Regions from separate parts of the Homo sapiens genome. Here region 2 is linked to region 1. A link is an interaction called in ENCODE POLR2A ChIA-PET data of the cell type or tissue named here. Cell type or tissue: HepG2. All regions are shown on one strand. Each heading gives the region's core, and the rest is flanking DNA. Links, peaks and the distances in the headings are about the cores only.

What was found. Peaks named below come from ENCODE experiments on the same cell type or tissue, not always from the same donor. Only the 100,000 strongest peaks of a DNase experiment are listed, where the experiment ranks them.
Region 2: POLR2A ChIA-PET joins it to region 1 with 5 read pairs; 1 of 35 experiments calls an interaction of 5 or more read pairs at or near these places.

Annotation. Positions count from the first base shown.
Region 1 is chrX:65,192,874-65,201,160 of GRCh38, forward strand. The region is part of intron 2 of ZC3H12B (zinc finger CCCH-type containing 12B); the gene reads left to right. Among named protein-coding and RNA genes, the nearest start is that of ZC3H12B, 160 kb to the left of the region's middle. RefSeq lists an enhancer at 3,543-4,043. In HepG2, for the core only: a CTCF peak has its summit at 4,327 (motif pointing left); DNase peaks (open chromatin) are centred at 2,998 and 4,268; H3K4me3 peaks cover 2,369 bases.
Region 2 is chrX:65,089,534-65,097,820 of GRCh38, forward strand. The region is part of intron 2 of ZC3H12B (zinc finger CCCH-type containing 12B); the gene reads left to right. Among named protein-coding and RNA genes, the nearest start is that of ZC3H12B, 59 kb to the left of the region's middle. In HepG2, for the core only: no CTCF peak of the experiment used is centred there; a DNase peak (open chromatin) is centred at 4,298.

The DNA of each region.
Region 1 (8,287 bases), core at 2,210-7,209:
AGCGATTTTCCTGCCTCAGCCTCCTGAGTAGTTGGGACTACAGGTGCGTGCCACCACCCCCAGCTAATTTTTGTATTTTTAGTAGAGACAAGGTTTCACCATGTTGGCCAGGATGGTGTCGAGCTCTTGACCTCGTGATCCACTCGCCTCAGCCTCCCAATGTGCTGGGATTATAGTTGTGAGCCACCACCCCTAGCCTTTTGCATCAATATTAATCAGTGATATTGGCCTGAAGGTTTTTTTTTTTTTTTCTTTTAATGTGTCTTTATCTGGTTTTGTTATCAGGGTAGTTCTGGCCTCATAGAATGAGTATGGAAGTCTTCCTTCCTCCTCAATTTTTTGGAATAGTTTAAGGAGGGTTGACATTAGTTCTTTAAATGTTTGGTGAGATTCAGCAGTGAAGCCAATTTGCTGGAAGATGTTTTATCTTGTCTTCGATCTCATTACTTGTTAGTCTGTTCAGTTTTGAATTTTTTCATGGTTCAATCTTAGTTGGTTGTATGTGTCTAGGAATTTATCCCTTGCTTCTAAATTTTCCAATTTATTGGCACATAGTTGCTCATTGTAGCCTCTAATAATCCTTTTACTTTCTGAAGTATTGGTTGTAATGTTTCCTTTTTATCTCTAATTTTATTTATTTGGGTTTTCTCTCTTTTTTCTTATTCTAGCTAAAGGTATGTCAATTTTGTCTTTTCAGAAAACCAACTTTTCCTGTCATCGATCTTTTGTGTTGTTGATTTTTTTATCTTAATTTCATTTATTTCTGCTCTGATTTTTATTATTTCTTCTACTAATTTGTGGTTTCAATTGTTCTTGCTTTTCTAGTTTTTTAAGATGAATCATTAAGTGGTTTATTTGAAATTTTTCTACTTTTTGGTGTAGGAATTTTTACCTATAAGTTTTCCTCTTAGTGTTGCTTTCTCTATATCTCATTGTATTAGTCTGTTCTCACATTGCTGTAGATAAATACCTGAGAATGGGAAATTTATAAAGAAAAGAAGTTTAATTGGCTCATGGCTCCACAGGGTGTACAAGAACCATAGTGGCTTCTGCTTCTGAGGCAGCCTCAGGGAGCTTTCAATCATGGCAGAAGGCAAATGGGGAGCCAACACTTCATGTGGCTGGAGCAAGAGGAAGAAGGGTGGAGTTGTCACATACTTTTAAACAACCAGATATCACGAGAGCAGTGGCACGGGGGTAATGCAGCCCCATGATCCTATCAACTCCCACCAGGCCCCAACCTCCAACACTGGGAATTACAATTTGACATGAGATTTGGGCAGAGACAGAGATCCAAATCATATCACCCATGGATTTTGATGTGTCACATTTCCCTTATAATTTGTTTCAAAAAATTTAATTATCTTCTTTGGGGTGGGGGGAGGGGGGAGGGATAGCATTAGGAGATATACCTAATGCTAAGTGATGAGTTAATGGGTGCAGCACTCCAGCATGGCACATGTATACATATGTAACTAACCTGCACATTGTGCACATGTACCCTAAAACTTAAAGTATAATAATAATAAAATAAAAAAATAAAAATTTATTTATTGACTCACTGATCATTCAGGGAAATATTTTGCTTAATTTCTGTGTCTGCATAGTTTCCAAACTCTTCTAGTAATTGATTTCTAGTTTTATTCCTTTGTGGTCACATAAGATAGTTGATGTAATTTTAAATTTTGTGAATGTTTTAAGACTTGGTTTTGACCTAATATATGGTCTATCCTTAAGAATTATCCATGTGCTGAGGACAATCATGTCTATTCTGCAGCCTTTGAATGAAATGTTCTGTAAATATTTGTTAGGTCTTTTTAGTCGATAGTGCAGATTAACTACAATGTTCGTTGATTTTCTGTCTGAATGATCTGTCCAGTGCTGAACTTCGGTTGTTGAAGTCTCCAGTTATTATTGTATTGTTGCCTGTCACTTTAGCCCTAATAATTTATTGCTTTATATATCTGGGTACTCCAGTGTTGGATGCATATATATTTAAAATTGTGATATCTTCTTCCTCAACGAATCCTTCATCATTATATAGTGACCGTCTTTATCTTTTTTGTAGTTTTTGTCTTGAAATTTATTTTATCTTCAATAATTGTAGCTACTCTTGCTCTTTTTTTGTTTCTATTTGTATGGAATATCTTTTTCCTTTATTTTCAGTCTAGTGTGCCTTTAAAGATGCAGTGTATTTGTTGTAGTGAACAGATCATTGGGTCTTTTTTTTTTTAATGCATTCAGCCACTCTGTCTTTTTAATGGAGAGTTTAATCAAGTTCCATTTGATGTTATTATTGATGAGTAAGGGTTTACTTCTGCTATTTTGTTATTTGTTTTCTGGTTGATTTGTGGTCTTCTTTCTTTTCTTTCTTCCTACCTGTCTCCTTTTCAGTGGAGGTGATTTTCTGTGGTGTTATGCTTTAATTTCTTACTTTTTACATTTTGCATATCTTTGTGGGTTTTTTGATTTGAGGTAACCATGAAGCTTGCAAATACCTGTAACCCATTATTTTAAATTGATGACAAATTGGCACTGATTGTATAAACCAACAAACAAGCGAAGAGAACACTAATAAAAACTCTACACTTTAACTTCATACCCTGCTTTTTAACTTTTTGTTGTTTCTATGTATATCTTATTGTACTATCTATGTATATCTTATTGTACTATCTATGTCTTGAAAAGATATTGTATTTTGTTAGGATTCCATCAGGCTGGTGGAAAAAATATTAAAGATAGTTATAGTAATAGTCAAAAGCTCTCTTGGAATGCCTGAGAGTTTGCATAGCTTCAGATTGCTTGGCTGAAAGCAGCCAGGGTCTGTTTGCAGGAGCCAGAAAGATTAGGTTGCAAGTACAAAGGAATGTGGGAAGTCTACCTTACTAACATGTTTACTTATATGGGCTTAAGACTAACACCTTTGTCCTACTGAGTTACTTTACTGCCTCCTACTCAGGGAGTTGGCAGAAGTTTATTGCCCCCAAATGCTGTTTGCTTTAGGCCTGGAACCTGGCCTTTAATCTTTACTCTCTAGTGGTGTTTACTCACAACTTTTGTTAATTAGTCTTACTGAATAAATGCAAGCCTCACTTTTTGATGAGGGCCAAGTCGAACTGTTTACAGAACTCAGCTTGGAGCCTGTAAGTGGCTCAGACCCTCAGCTAGACTGGCAGAGCAGAATATCTGTGTGTCAGCGGACTTTACTCATCCGTCGCTGAATCAAGGGCCTGCAGGAACAGCCCCTTCCCCCCACCCCCCGCAGCTAGTGCCCCCTCGAAAGGTGCGCTGCCTCAGCTGGTGCCCCATGTGAGGACAGCCAGGGGTCTGCAGAAACAGTCCCCCTGCAGTTGGAGCCCCTCGTGAGGCAAGCTGGGAAGGAAGTGTGAGGACCGCCCTCATGAGGAAAGCTATGAAGGAAGCGTGAAGGAAATGCGACTCCCCAAAAAATGAGGGTGAAAAAAGGAACTGCGGGGTCAAGTCAGTGAGTAATCAGTAAGTCATTGGTGCCCACTCGAGGTTACCAAATTCCGGGGGGGATTTTGGGTCAAGCTGAGGTTTTATCATGGGACAACAGTTATTAGCGCAACAGAAACAGTATATAAAAGTGTTGAAGCAGTTGCTTAAGGCTAGCAGAGCATCAGTTTCACAGGCTCAATTATAATGCCAGCTGTTGTAACCCAAAGCCCATGGTTCCCAGAAGAAGGACCACCAGACGTAGAACTCTGGGACCAATGGGGAGAAATCTTAAACAACATCAGGCACAAAGGCAACAGGTCCCAGTAACAGCTTTAATGTTATGGGCTTTAATTGGAGCAGCCCTAGCTCCGTTACACACACAAGAGCCTAAAAAGGGAGATGAGGAGAAAATGTCACCTGCCATATCACCTCCTCTTCCCTCAGCCCTAATATCACCAGGCCAAAATAACAAAGAGGAAACGGAGGTTTTACCGGAGCCTCCTCCTCCAATAGACAGGAAAAAAGACAGAGGATATGCTACAACTATCAGTCCCTGTCTTAAGCAGGCTGAATTAAAAGGATAGCTCTTAGCCTGCCCAGTAATGCAAGAATGGCAAAGCGATCAGGTACCTAAAGGGTTAAGAAAAGGCATTAGAAGCCAAAGCCAAGGCAGAGCAAGCAGTAAGTAAAAAAGAAAGGCTTGGCAGCAGGGAATTTCACAGAAATGGAGCCAGCAAGTGCCCCCAGGAACTCCACCCACAGGGCAGCAGCTGCAACAAAGAGCCTACTGGGGAAAGGCAAAAGGCGCGAGACAAAGTCCACCCCAGCAGAGGCGTGCACTACAGCGTCCGCCCTGGCCGGCAACAGCCACCTGGCGGCTGGGGGAGGGAGCCAGCACAGGCAAAAAATGGCACAGGAAAAAAGCTGCGCCTTTACAAACCTAAAGCAGCCGCCGCCCAGGGACCCGCCTGCTCAGCTCTCTAGCTCTGCAGGCAACCCAAGGCAAAATCTCCTGTGCTCCTTGTTTACAAGCGACATCCCAGATTATAAATATCTGCTAAAATTTAAGTAAAATGTAAGAATTTGAAAGACCTCTTTCTAATAATGGCCACTGTTGTTATCTGTCTCCAAATTCAATTTAAGTAAAACAACCTCTAAAGGGAGAGACATTACAAAAGGCCAATGAGTTAATTAAGGACTAATTAAAAGCAAACTTTGCTCCCCAGTGAGAAAAGTTTCCTAATTACAGGGTTATTCATTTTATGGGTGATATTCTACTAACAGCCCTTGGAATTTACCTATTTATGTCATTCCCCAAAAGTCTAGTAAATGTTTTACCTACAAAAATAGTTTACTCTCCCATACCTAATGTGTTAACACTGTTTACTGATGGGTCTGGTAAACATGGAAAAGCCGCAGTCTGGTGGAGACCACACAATTCAATCACTCGATCTAGGTTTACTAGCACTCAGAGAGCTGAAACTGGGGCTCTGATTCTGGTCTTGGGAACTTTTTCCACTCAGCCCATAAATATGGCTAGTGACTCTGCATATTCTGTTTATTTACTACAAAACCTTGAGACAGCACTGATTTAGTCCAGTCTGGAGCCAGCCCTGTTCACTCTTTTTCTCCAACTTCAGCAATTGCTAGATCAACGTACACATCCGTTTTTATTACACACATTCGATCCCGCAGCTCTCTGCCTGGACATTGGCTTATGGCAATGATTAAGCCGACCTTCAGGTTATGACATCACTGCTAGACCAAGCCACCCAATCGCATCAATTTTTCCACCAAAATTGGAGAAACTTATCTAAATAATTTCAACTTACCAAGAGGCTGGCAAAACAAATTATCCTACGATGCCCAGATTGCCAGCTCACATTATTATTTTTTATTGGATTATCTGACTTCCGACTCAAGACATGAATAGTTTACACATTATATTTACAGTTTTATAGCATTCTGTGTTTTTCTGTGTACTTACTATTATCAACAAGTTTTTGTACCTTCAGATGATATCTTTATTGCTGATTAACATCATTTTCCTTCAGATTGAAGAATTCCCTTTAATATTTCTTGTAGGATAGGTCCAGTGTTGATGAAATTCCTCAACGTTTTTGAGTGTGGGAAAGTCTCCATTTCTTCTTCTTGTTTGAAGAATATTTTTGGTGCATATACTATTCTGAGATAAAAGTTTTTTTCGACAGATTTTTAAATATATCATGCCACTGTCTCCTGGCCTTTAAGGTTTCTACTGAAAAGTCTGTTGCCAGATGTGCTTTTGGGATCCTTTCTTTATGTTTGACCTCCATGAGTTTGAAAATCAAATGTCTTGAGGTTGTCTTCTTTGGATTAAATTTGCTTGCTGTTCTATAACCTTCTGGAACTTGGATATTGATTTCTTTCTCTAGGTTTGGGAAGTTCTCTGTTATTATCCCTTTTAATAAAGTTTCTACACCAATCTCTCTCTCTGCCTCCTCTTCAAGACCAATAACTTTGTTTTTTCTTTTTGAGACAGTTTCACTCTGTTGCCCACACTGGAGTGCGATGGCATGATCTCAGCTCACTACAAGATCAGCCATCCAGGTTCAAACGATTCTTATGCCTCAGCCTCCTGAGTATCTGAGATTACAAGCATGCATCGTCACCTCACCCAGATAATTTTTGTATTTTTAGTAGAGATGCGGTTTGGCCATGTTGACCAGGCTGGTCTCAAACTTTTGGCCTCATGTCATCTGCCCACGTTGGCCCCCCAAAGATAAGACCAATAACTTTTAGATTTGCCCTTAAAAGGCTATTTTCTAGATCTCGTAGGCATACTTAATTGTTTTTTATTATTTTTTTTTCTTGTGTCTCCTCTGACTGTGTATTTTCAAGTAGACTGTCTTCAAGTTCAGTAATTCTTTCTTCTGCTTGATCAGTTCTGCTGTTAAGAGACTATGATGCATTCTTCAGTATTTCAACTGCATTTTTCTTCTACAGAATTTCTCTTTGATTCTTTTAAATATTTCAATCTCTTCATTAAATTTATCTGATAGAATTCTGAATTCCTTTTCTGTGTTATCTTGAATTTCATTGAGTTTCCTCAAGGCAGCTATTTATTTTTCTTCACTTTTATATTAAGTTCAGGGGTACATGAGCAGGATGTGCAGGTTTGTTACATAGGTAGACGTGTGCCATGCTGGTTTGCTGCACAGATCATCCCATCACCTAAGCATTAAGTCCATCATCCATTAGATATTCTTTCTGATGCTCTCCCTAACCCCACCTCCCCCAACAGGTCCCAGTCTGTGTTGTTCTCCACTATGTGTCCATGTGTTCTCATCATTCAGCTCCCACATATAAGTGGGAACATGCAGTGTCTGGTTTTCTGTAACTGCATTTGTTTGCTGATGATAATGGTTTCCAACTCCAACCATGTCTCCGCAAAAACATGATCTCATTTTTTTTTTTTTTTTGTAGCTGCAGTATACCATGGTGTATATGAACCACATTTGCTTTATCCAATCTATCATTGATGGACATTTAGGTTGATTCCATGTCTTTGCTATTGTGAATAGTGCTGCAATGAACATATGTGTGTGTATATCTTTATAATGGAGTGATTTATATTTCTCTGGGTATATACCCAGTAATGGCATTTCTGGGTTAAATTTCAAATGATATTTCTGCCTCTAGGTCTTCGAGGAATCACCACACTGCCTTCTACAATGGTTGAACTAATTTACACTCCCACCAATGGTGTAAAAGCATTACTTTCTCCACAACCTCTCTGGTATCTGTTATTTTTTGACTTTTTAATAGCCATTCTGACTGGTGTGAGATGGTATCTCATTGTGGTTTTGATTTCCATTTCTCTAATGATCAGTGATGTTGAGGTTCTTTTCCATATGTTTATTGGCCGCATGTATGTCTTCTTTTGAGAAGTGTCTGTGCATATCCTTTGCCCACATCTCAATGGGGTTTTTTTCTTCTTGTACATTTGTTTAAGTTCCTTGTAGACTGGATATTACACCTTTGTCAAATATACAGATTGCAAAAATTTTCTCTTATTCTGTAGGTTGTCTGTTCACTCTGATGATAGTTTCCTCTTTTTTTTTTTTTTTTTTTTTTTTGACACAGAGTATCACTGAGTTGCCCAGGCTGGAGTGTAGTGGCATCATCTCAGCTCACTGCAACCTCCACCTCCTAGGTTCAAGCGATTCTCCTACCTCAGCCTCCTGAGTAGCTGGGACTACAGGTGCACACCACCACACCAGGCTAATTTTTTTTGTATATTTAGTAGAGATGAGGATTCACCATATTGGCCAGTCTAGTCTAGAACACCTGGTCTCAGTGTATCTGCCCACCTCAGCCTCCCAAAGTGCTGTGTTTACAGGCATGAGCCACCTTGCCTGGCCTCTTATTATAGTTTCTTCTGCTGTGCAGAAGCTCTTTCATTTAATTAGATCCCATTTTTCAATTTTTGTTTTTGTTGCAATTGCTTTCGGCATTACTGTCATGGAATCTTTGATATGTGTGTATTGAACCAACCTTGCATCAAGAGGATGAAGCGGACTTGATCGTGGTGGCTAAGCATTTTGATGTGATGCTGGATTCGGTTTGCCAGTATTTTATTGAGGATTTTTGCATCGATGTTCATCAAGGATGTTGGACTTAAGTTTCTCTTTTTGTTGTATGTCTGCCAGGTTTTGGTATCAGGATGATCCTGGCTTCATAGAATGAGTAAGGGGGGAGTCCCTTTGTTTCAATTTTTTTGGAATAGTTTCAGAAGAAATAGTGCCAGCTCTTCTTCGTACCTCTGGAAAAGTTCAGCTATGAATCC
Region 2 (8,287 bases), core at 1,977-6,976, 100 kb before region 1:
CTGTAAGGTTTATAAAACACTGTACACTTAAGCTATACTAAATTTATTAAAAATATTTTTCTTCAATAAGAATTAATCTTAGCTTAGTATAACATTTTTACTTTATAAACTTTTAATTTTCTTAAACTTTTTGACTCTTTTGTAATAACACTTAGCTTGAAATAAAAATAGATGTACAGCTGTACAAAATATTTCCTTTTTATATTCTTATTGTATAAGCTTTTAAAATTATTTATATTTTACTTTTTAAACTTTTTTTTAAAAGCTAAGACACAAACACATACATTAGACTAGGCCTATTCAGGATCAAGATAATCAGTTTCACTGTCTTCCCCCTCAACATCTTTTCCCACTGGAAGGTCTTCAGGGACAACAACACACATGGAGCTGTCATCTCCTATGATAACAATGCCTTCTTCTGGAATGCCTTCTGAAAGACCTCCCTGAGGCTGTTTTACAGTTAACTTTTAAAAATAAGTAGATGGGGTACACTATAAATCAATGATAAAAAGTATAATATAATAAATACATAAACTAGTAACAGTCATTTATTATTATCAAGTATTATGTACTATATGTAATTGTATGTGCTATGTACTTTTATATGCATGGCAGTACCGTAGGTTTGTTTCCACCAGCATCACCACAAACATGTGAGTAATGCCTTGTGCTACATTGTTGCAGTGACTGTGATGTCACCAGGGGATAGGAATTTTTCAGTTCCATTATAATTTTATTGGACCACCTTTGTGTATGTGGTCCATCATTGACTGAAACATTGTTGTGTGGTACATGGCTGTATAATATTCTAAGTGTGATATAGCTAGGCCTCTTGTCTCATATTCTGCACCCTCTACTTCTTTTGATAAATAGATGTAGGATTTTTTTTGTAACTAAGTCACACTGATGATCACATTGATTGCATCTACTAATCTTGTTTTTAAATAATCTGCTGTTTATCTAGGTTTCTTCCCTACTCTGAACATGAAACAGTTGTTCTTTTTTTCTAAACAGTTTATTTTTTAACCTAGATGGTGACTTTACATTTATACCTTGTGGTTGGCTCCAGAAGATACCCAGCCCTACTCCCTGGAACCTGTGAATGTTACCTTATATAGTAGAAGGGACTCTGCAGGTGTCCCTTTTAAGTCAAGGATCTTGAGATGGGGAGATTTTCCTTAGACAATCTGAGTGGGCCCTGTTACAATTTGGATATGTAGTCCTACCTGTATCTCATACTGAATTGTAATCCCCAGTATTGGAGGTGAGGCCTGGTGGAAGTGATTGGATCATGGAAGCAGATTTTTTATGAATGTTTTAGCACTATCCCTTTGTTGCTGTCCTTGCGTTAGTGAGTTTTCATGAGATCTGGTTGTTTAAAAAGTGTATGGCATCCCCCTGCGTCTCTCTCTTGCTCCTGATTTTGCCATGTGATGTGGCTTCTCCCATTTCACACCATGATTATAAGCTTTCTGAGGCTTTCCCAGAATCACATGCCTCTCTGCTTCTTGTACAACCTGCACAACTGTGAGCCGATGAAACCTATTTTCTTTATAAATTATCCACTCTCAGGTATTTCTTTATAGCAATGCAAGAATGGACTAATACAGCTCTATTGGTGTCATACATGTCCTTATAAGAGGGAGACAGAAGGAGATGTGTGATCAAAGACGAAGGCAATGTGGTGACTAAAACAAGATATGATACTGATGGCTTTGAAGATGGAGGAAGGGGCAAAGGAATGCAAGGAATGCAGCTCTAGAAGCCAGAAAAGTCAAGAGTATTTGGAAAGAGTGTGGCCCTATTGACACGTTGATTTTGGCCAAGTGAAACTGATTTTCAATTTCTGACTTCCAGAACAGCAGGAGAATAAGTGTTTGTTGTTTCATGCCACCAAGTTTATGGTAATTTGTTTCAGCAGCCATAGAAAACTAATACATACCTATTATGCTTCATTTTGTTATTTTTAGCCTATTATTCTAGCCTGTCAAGTTTATTTGGTTGTTTTTTAAATAAACCTTTTGTATTTTTAGATGTTGAGTACTAGCTATGGACAAGGTGTGATGTAACATGTTACTTAGAGTATCTCTACTACTCTTGATGATACTTTATGTGAATATTATTAACCTCATTTTGTAGATGAGAAAACTGAGGTTCAGAGTAAGTGGTTTGTCCAAGATCATACAAAAAAAACATCTTAGCAGTGTTCAAATACCGGTTTGTAGTTAGGAAGGTTGTGCATATGTGCATACAAGGGTTATATGGGAATTATCTGTATGTTCTGTTCAATTTTGCTATGAACCTAAAACTGCTCAAGAATTAAAGTTTATTAATTCAAATAAAACAGGGTGATATGGTTTGGATCTGTGTCCCCACCCAAATCTAATGTTCAAATGTAATCCCCAGTGTTGGAAGTGGGGCCTGGTGGGATGTGATTAGATCATGGGGGTGAATCCTTTATAATTGGTTCAGCGCCATCCCTTTGGTGCCATTATCATGATAGAGCTTTCATGAGATCTTGTTTAAAAGTGTGTAGCACCTCCTTTCTCACTTTCTCTTCATCCTGCTCTGGTCTTGTGAGGTGCCAGCTCCCCCTTTGCCTTCCATCATGATTTTAAGTTTCTTGAGATTTCCTGAGAAGCGAGCAGATGCCAGCATTATGCTTCCTGTACAGCCTGTGGAACCATGAGCTAATTAAATATCTTTTCTTTATAAATTACCCAGTGTCAGGCATTTCTTTATATGAATGAGATAATGGACTAATACAGAAAATTGGCACAGAGAAGTGGGGCATTGTTATGGAGATACCAGAAAATGTGGAAGCAATTTTGGAACCTGGTAATGGGCAAAGGTTGGAAGCATATGGAGGGCTCAGAAGAAGATAGGAAGATGAGGGAAAATTTGGAAATCCCTAAAGATTGGTTAAATGGTTGTATTCACAATGCTGACAGTGAAGGCCAGGCTCAGGAGGTCTCACCTGGAAATGAGGAACTTATTGGAAACTGAAGCAAAGGTCACTTTTGTCATGTATTAGCAAAGAGGAAGGCTGCATCATGCACAGATGTAGGGATCTGTGGAAATTTGAGCTTGGGAATGATGATTTAAAGTATCTGGCAGAAGGAATTTCTAAGCAGCAAGACATTTAAGATGTTGACAGGCTGCTTCTAACAGCCTATGCTCATATGTGTGAGCAAACAAATGACATAAAACTGGAACTTATATTTAAAAGGGAAGCAGAGTGTAAAAGTTTGGAAAATGTGCAGCCTGACCATGTGATAAAAAAGGAAAACACATTTTCTGGGGAGGAGTTCATGGCAGCTGCAGAAATTTGCATAAGTGAAAATGAGGCAATTGCTGATAACCAAGACGGTGGGAAAAAGGCCTCCAAGGCTTCAGAGACCTTTGTGGCAGCCCCTTCCTTCATAGGCCCAGAGACCTAGGAGGGAAGAATGGTTTCATGAGCCAGGCCCAGTGCCCTTCTGCCCTGCACAGCTTTGGGACACTGCTCTCTGCATCCCAGAAGCTCTAGCTCCAGCTGTGTCTCAAAAGGGCCCAGGTGCAGCTTGGGTCACTGCTCACTAGCTTGTAAGCTGTAATTGTTGGTGGCTTTCATGTGATGTTAAACCTGTGGGTGCACAGAATCCGAGTTGAGGCTTGGAAGCCCCCACCTAGATTTCAGAAGATGTATGGAAAAGCTTGGATGTCTAGGTGGAAGCCTGATGCAGGAACAAAGCCCTCATGGAGAACCTCTGCTAGGGCAGTGCAGAGGAGAAATGTGAGGTTGGAGCACCTATACAGAGTTCCCACTGGGTCACTGCCTGGTGAAGCTATGAGAAGAGGGCCACTGTCCTCCAGACTCCAGAATGGTAGATCCACCAACGGTTGCACCTTGTGCCTGGAAAAGCTACAGACACTCAACACCAACCCTTGAGAGCCGCTGTGTGGACTGAAGCCTGCAAAGCCACAGGGGCAGGGCTGTGCAAGGCCTTGAGAGCCCACCCCTTACATCAGCATGCCCTGGGTGTAAGACATGGATTCAAAGTAGATTATTTTGGAGCTTTAAAATTTAATGACTGCCCTGCTGGGTTTTGGACTTGCATGTGGCTGTAGCCCCGCCTTTTTTTGGCTGATTTATTTCTTTTGGAATAGGGATATATTTACCTAATGCTTATACCCCCATAGTATCTTTGAAATAACTAATTTGCTTTTGATTTTACAGACTCCTAGGTGGAAGGGACTAGCCTTTTGTCTCAGATGAGACTTTGGATTTTGGACTTTTGAGTTAATGCTTGAATGAGTTAATACTTTGTTGACTGTTGATAAGGGATGATTGTGTTTTGCAATGTGAGCACAGGTGATTTGGGAGGGGCCTGGGGTGGAATGGTATGGTTTGGACCTGTATCCCCACCCAAATATCATGTTGAATTTTAATCCCCAATGTTGGAGGTGGGGCCTGGTGAGAGGTGATTGGATCATGGGAGTGGATTGTTAGCACCATTCCTTTGGTGCTGTTCTCATGACAGAGTTCTCATGAGATCTGGTTGTTTGTTTAAAAATATGTGGCACCTCCCCTCTTACTCTTTCTCCTGCTCCAGCCATGAGAGGTGCCCACTCCCCCTTTGCCTTCCACCATGATTGTAACTTTCCTGAGGCCTCCCAAGAAGCTGAGCAGATGTCAGTATTATGCTTCCTGTGCGGCCTGTGGAACCATGAGCCAATTAAGCCTCTTTTTTTTTTTTTTTAATAAATTACCAAGTGTCAGGCATTTCTTTATAGCAATTCGAGTACTGACTAATACATTGGGGATGAAGATAATGAAAAATGAAACAAGTTTATACAACTGCAAAACCTATAGAGGAAGCAGTGGTTAACTCCAAGTTTGATTACAAAACCCATTATTCTTCTCAGTGTACAAATGGCTCTCAGAGTGTGGTCCAAGGACCCCCAGGAGTTCATGAGACTTCCAGGGTCCCCATGAGATCAAAACTATTTTGAATATAGGGCCTACTAAGTTATGATTTGGATTTTTAAAAAATGTTTTGATATTTCCACTCTTGGGGAAAAAACAACTGTATCTGAGCACAAATTATGGCAGTGGTACTAAACTGTACTAGCAGTTACTGTATTCTTCAATACCACACACTCACAGTAAAATTAAAAAGTCAGTTTCCATTAAAAATGTCCTTGATGAAACAATTAAAATTGTTGTAATTGTATTATATTTTGACCTGGAGTACATAGTCATTTAATATTCTTTGTGAGAAAATGGGAAGTACACATAAAGCATGTCTGCAGCATGAAGACATATGGTGGTTGCCTTGAGGAAAAAACACTTGTGTGTTTGAGTTGCAAGCCAATGTAGCCATTTTACTTATGGAATTGAACCTAAAGGAACAATTAACAGATAAACTAGTTATGCAGACTTAGGCATTTTGCAGGCATTTTTTTCTCAAAAATGAATGAAGTGAGCTTTTCATGTCAAGACAAACTGAGAATATTTATTACCAGTGATAAAATTTGAGCTTTTAAATGAAAATTACAATTTTGGGAAACTTTAATCTATCACTATGAGCTTGACAGCTTCTAAATACTTAAAAGCTGTTCTGATGAAATCAATGGTGATGTTAAGTCAAATGTTTTTATTTTGTTAGATTACAAAATGGATCTGTATTAGGAAAATCTGCATAGCTCAGTGGATCAATACAGATGACCAAACCATGATGTTACAGAATCATGAGTTTAAAAGATGCATTCAAAGTGTAAGACAAACACTTCTGATTTATGGTCTGGCATGTAAAGAGCTTGGAAGTTGTAATTTGATCCTGACAATAGATAAAAAGCTGAACAGACTGAAAAACAACAACTCTTCATAGATCTGTCAGATAATTGAGGTCTTGAGGCAAATTACTGGCCCCAAATTGGAAAGAGAGAGAGGCAAATTCAGAGGATCATGTCTTACCAGTACAGAAACCCACAAGCAGAAACCTCTGTAGGAACCAGTACTGGGTGAGGAAAACCTGAACAAAGAACTCTGCTTGGTTCTTACAATGAAGATCAAAGAGAAATACCTGTGTGCTTCTAGCAGTGGGAGGAGAAAAGTAGGTAGCCCTTTGGAAATATGTCAGAGCATTCTGTTATTCTTAACAAGTGTTCTGAAGAGCAACTGTTTTACCAGAGCCTAACTTATTGGGGTTTTATGAGTTTAACTGGAGGGAAGGACATTACCCAATTCCAGTGCCTTCTAGCCATCCTGTTTCACCTAAGGGGAGGATGAAATTGTGCAGCATTTGCAAAGTTCACAGTGCAGGGGGCCATGCTCATTAAAAGACTGAGCTCTAAATCATAGGACTGTAGAATTCTTCCCCTTCCCCTACAACTTACAACCACATCACTAAAGGCCTATTTACTGCAGTTTCTTTTAAACTGTGCATTATGTCCACCTTTCAACAAAAGATTACAAGGCATATTAAAAGACAAAAAAAATACAGTTTGAAGAGACAAAGCAAGCATCAGCACCATAGTTAGATATGGCAGAAATATTATAATTATCAGACCAGCAATTAAAAATAACTGTGATTGTGAATAGTGTTGCAATAAACATACACGTGCATGTATCTTTGTAATCGAATTATATATATTACTTGGGCACAGGGAGGGAAACAACACACACTGGGGCCTGTCGGGAGATGGGGTGGGGGGAGGGAGAGCATTAGAAAAATAGCTAATGCATGCTGGGCTTAATACTTAGGTGATGGGTTAATGATGCAGCTAACCACTATGGCACACGTTTACCTATGTAACAAACCTGCACGTCCTGCACATGTACCCCAGAACTAAAAATAAAAACAAATTAAAAAACGATGATTAATATGCTAAGGATTCTAATGGAAAAATAGACAACATGTAAGAATAGATTAGTAATGTAAGCAGAGACATGGAAATTCTAAGAATCAAAAAGAAAGGCTGGATAGAAATGAAGAATGCTTTTAATGGGCCTGTTAATAGACTGGGTATTGTTGAGAAAAGACATTCTGAGCTTGAGGATATATCAGTAGAAAACTGCAAAACTGAAAAGCAAAAAGAAGAAACATTGAAGAAAATGGGGCAGAGAATCATTTTTTGGCCTTTTGGCTAAGAAAGATCAAGTTAAAATGGAATAGAGTATCCAAGAATTTTGCCACAACTACACAAGTGAGACATTGAAGAGATTTGTAAAAGTGTAAAACAGTACCACTTTTCTCTCTAAATTTTTTTTGTAAAAAATAATCGTTTTTATATTAACATGTAAAGGGCTTATTGTTATTGAAAATATATTAATAACTAAAAATTGATCCATTATAATATGGTTACTATTGGTAGAATTCACATAAACAAAAGTTCTGTGGAGTCCTATAAACTTTTCAAGAGTGTAAGGGGATCCTGAGACCAAAAAGATTGAGAACTATTATACTATACCATGTTGCCTTATGCATCCTACTAGCCATCCAACCCAGATTTGGCAATCATGCCTCCTTTGTCCATAAGTTGTTAAAATTTTTTAGAAGAAAAGGACAAAAGTGGAGCCTTTACTGGTTTGTTCCTAGATACATTTCTCCAAGTTGACATGAATTCATTAATCCTATCCTTTCTTTGTAACCTACTAATTACAAATTCATCTAACTTTGGGGCATCTTGAAAAATATGTCAAATCTTTAACTGAACAAGATAGAGCGTATCTCTGGTGTGTGTTAGCTCTTTCAGTCTAATCAACCAAAAGAGGTTAATTTGGCATTACTAGTTTTATTGGGTTCATGCTGGCTACTACCAATTTCCTTTCTAGGTTATTCATGAATCATCTATAATAGTAATTTATTCTAGAATTTTTCTGGGCCTTCATGTTACTTTTGACATTCTATAGTTTATATAGTTGTTGGTTTTTCCCTTTCCTCCATTTTAGAAAAGGCAGAAAATGTTATATACAGTGTTCAGGTATCTCTTCTACTTTCAAAGTCCTATCAGCCATTTTATGTGTCCAAGTTTGTAATGTATCTGGTCCTGGAAATTATATTATTTTAGAATAGCTGAATATTCCTTTACTCTCTCCTCATATATCATAATGTACTTCAGTTCTCTCATAACCATATTTGTTCACACTTTCTAGTTTGATAACCATTTTTGTAGAGAAAATGAAACAAATAGAGGTTGAATAGTCCTGCTTTTTCATCTAATAACATGATAGTGTATTTTAAAAAGAGTGAGCCCATTACTTATATGGGACTTTTTGATCTGATTCTACTTTTAATAAGTC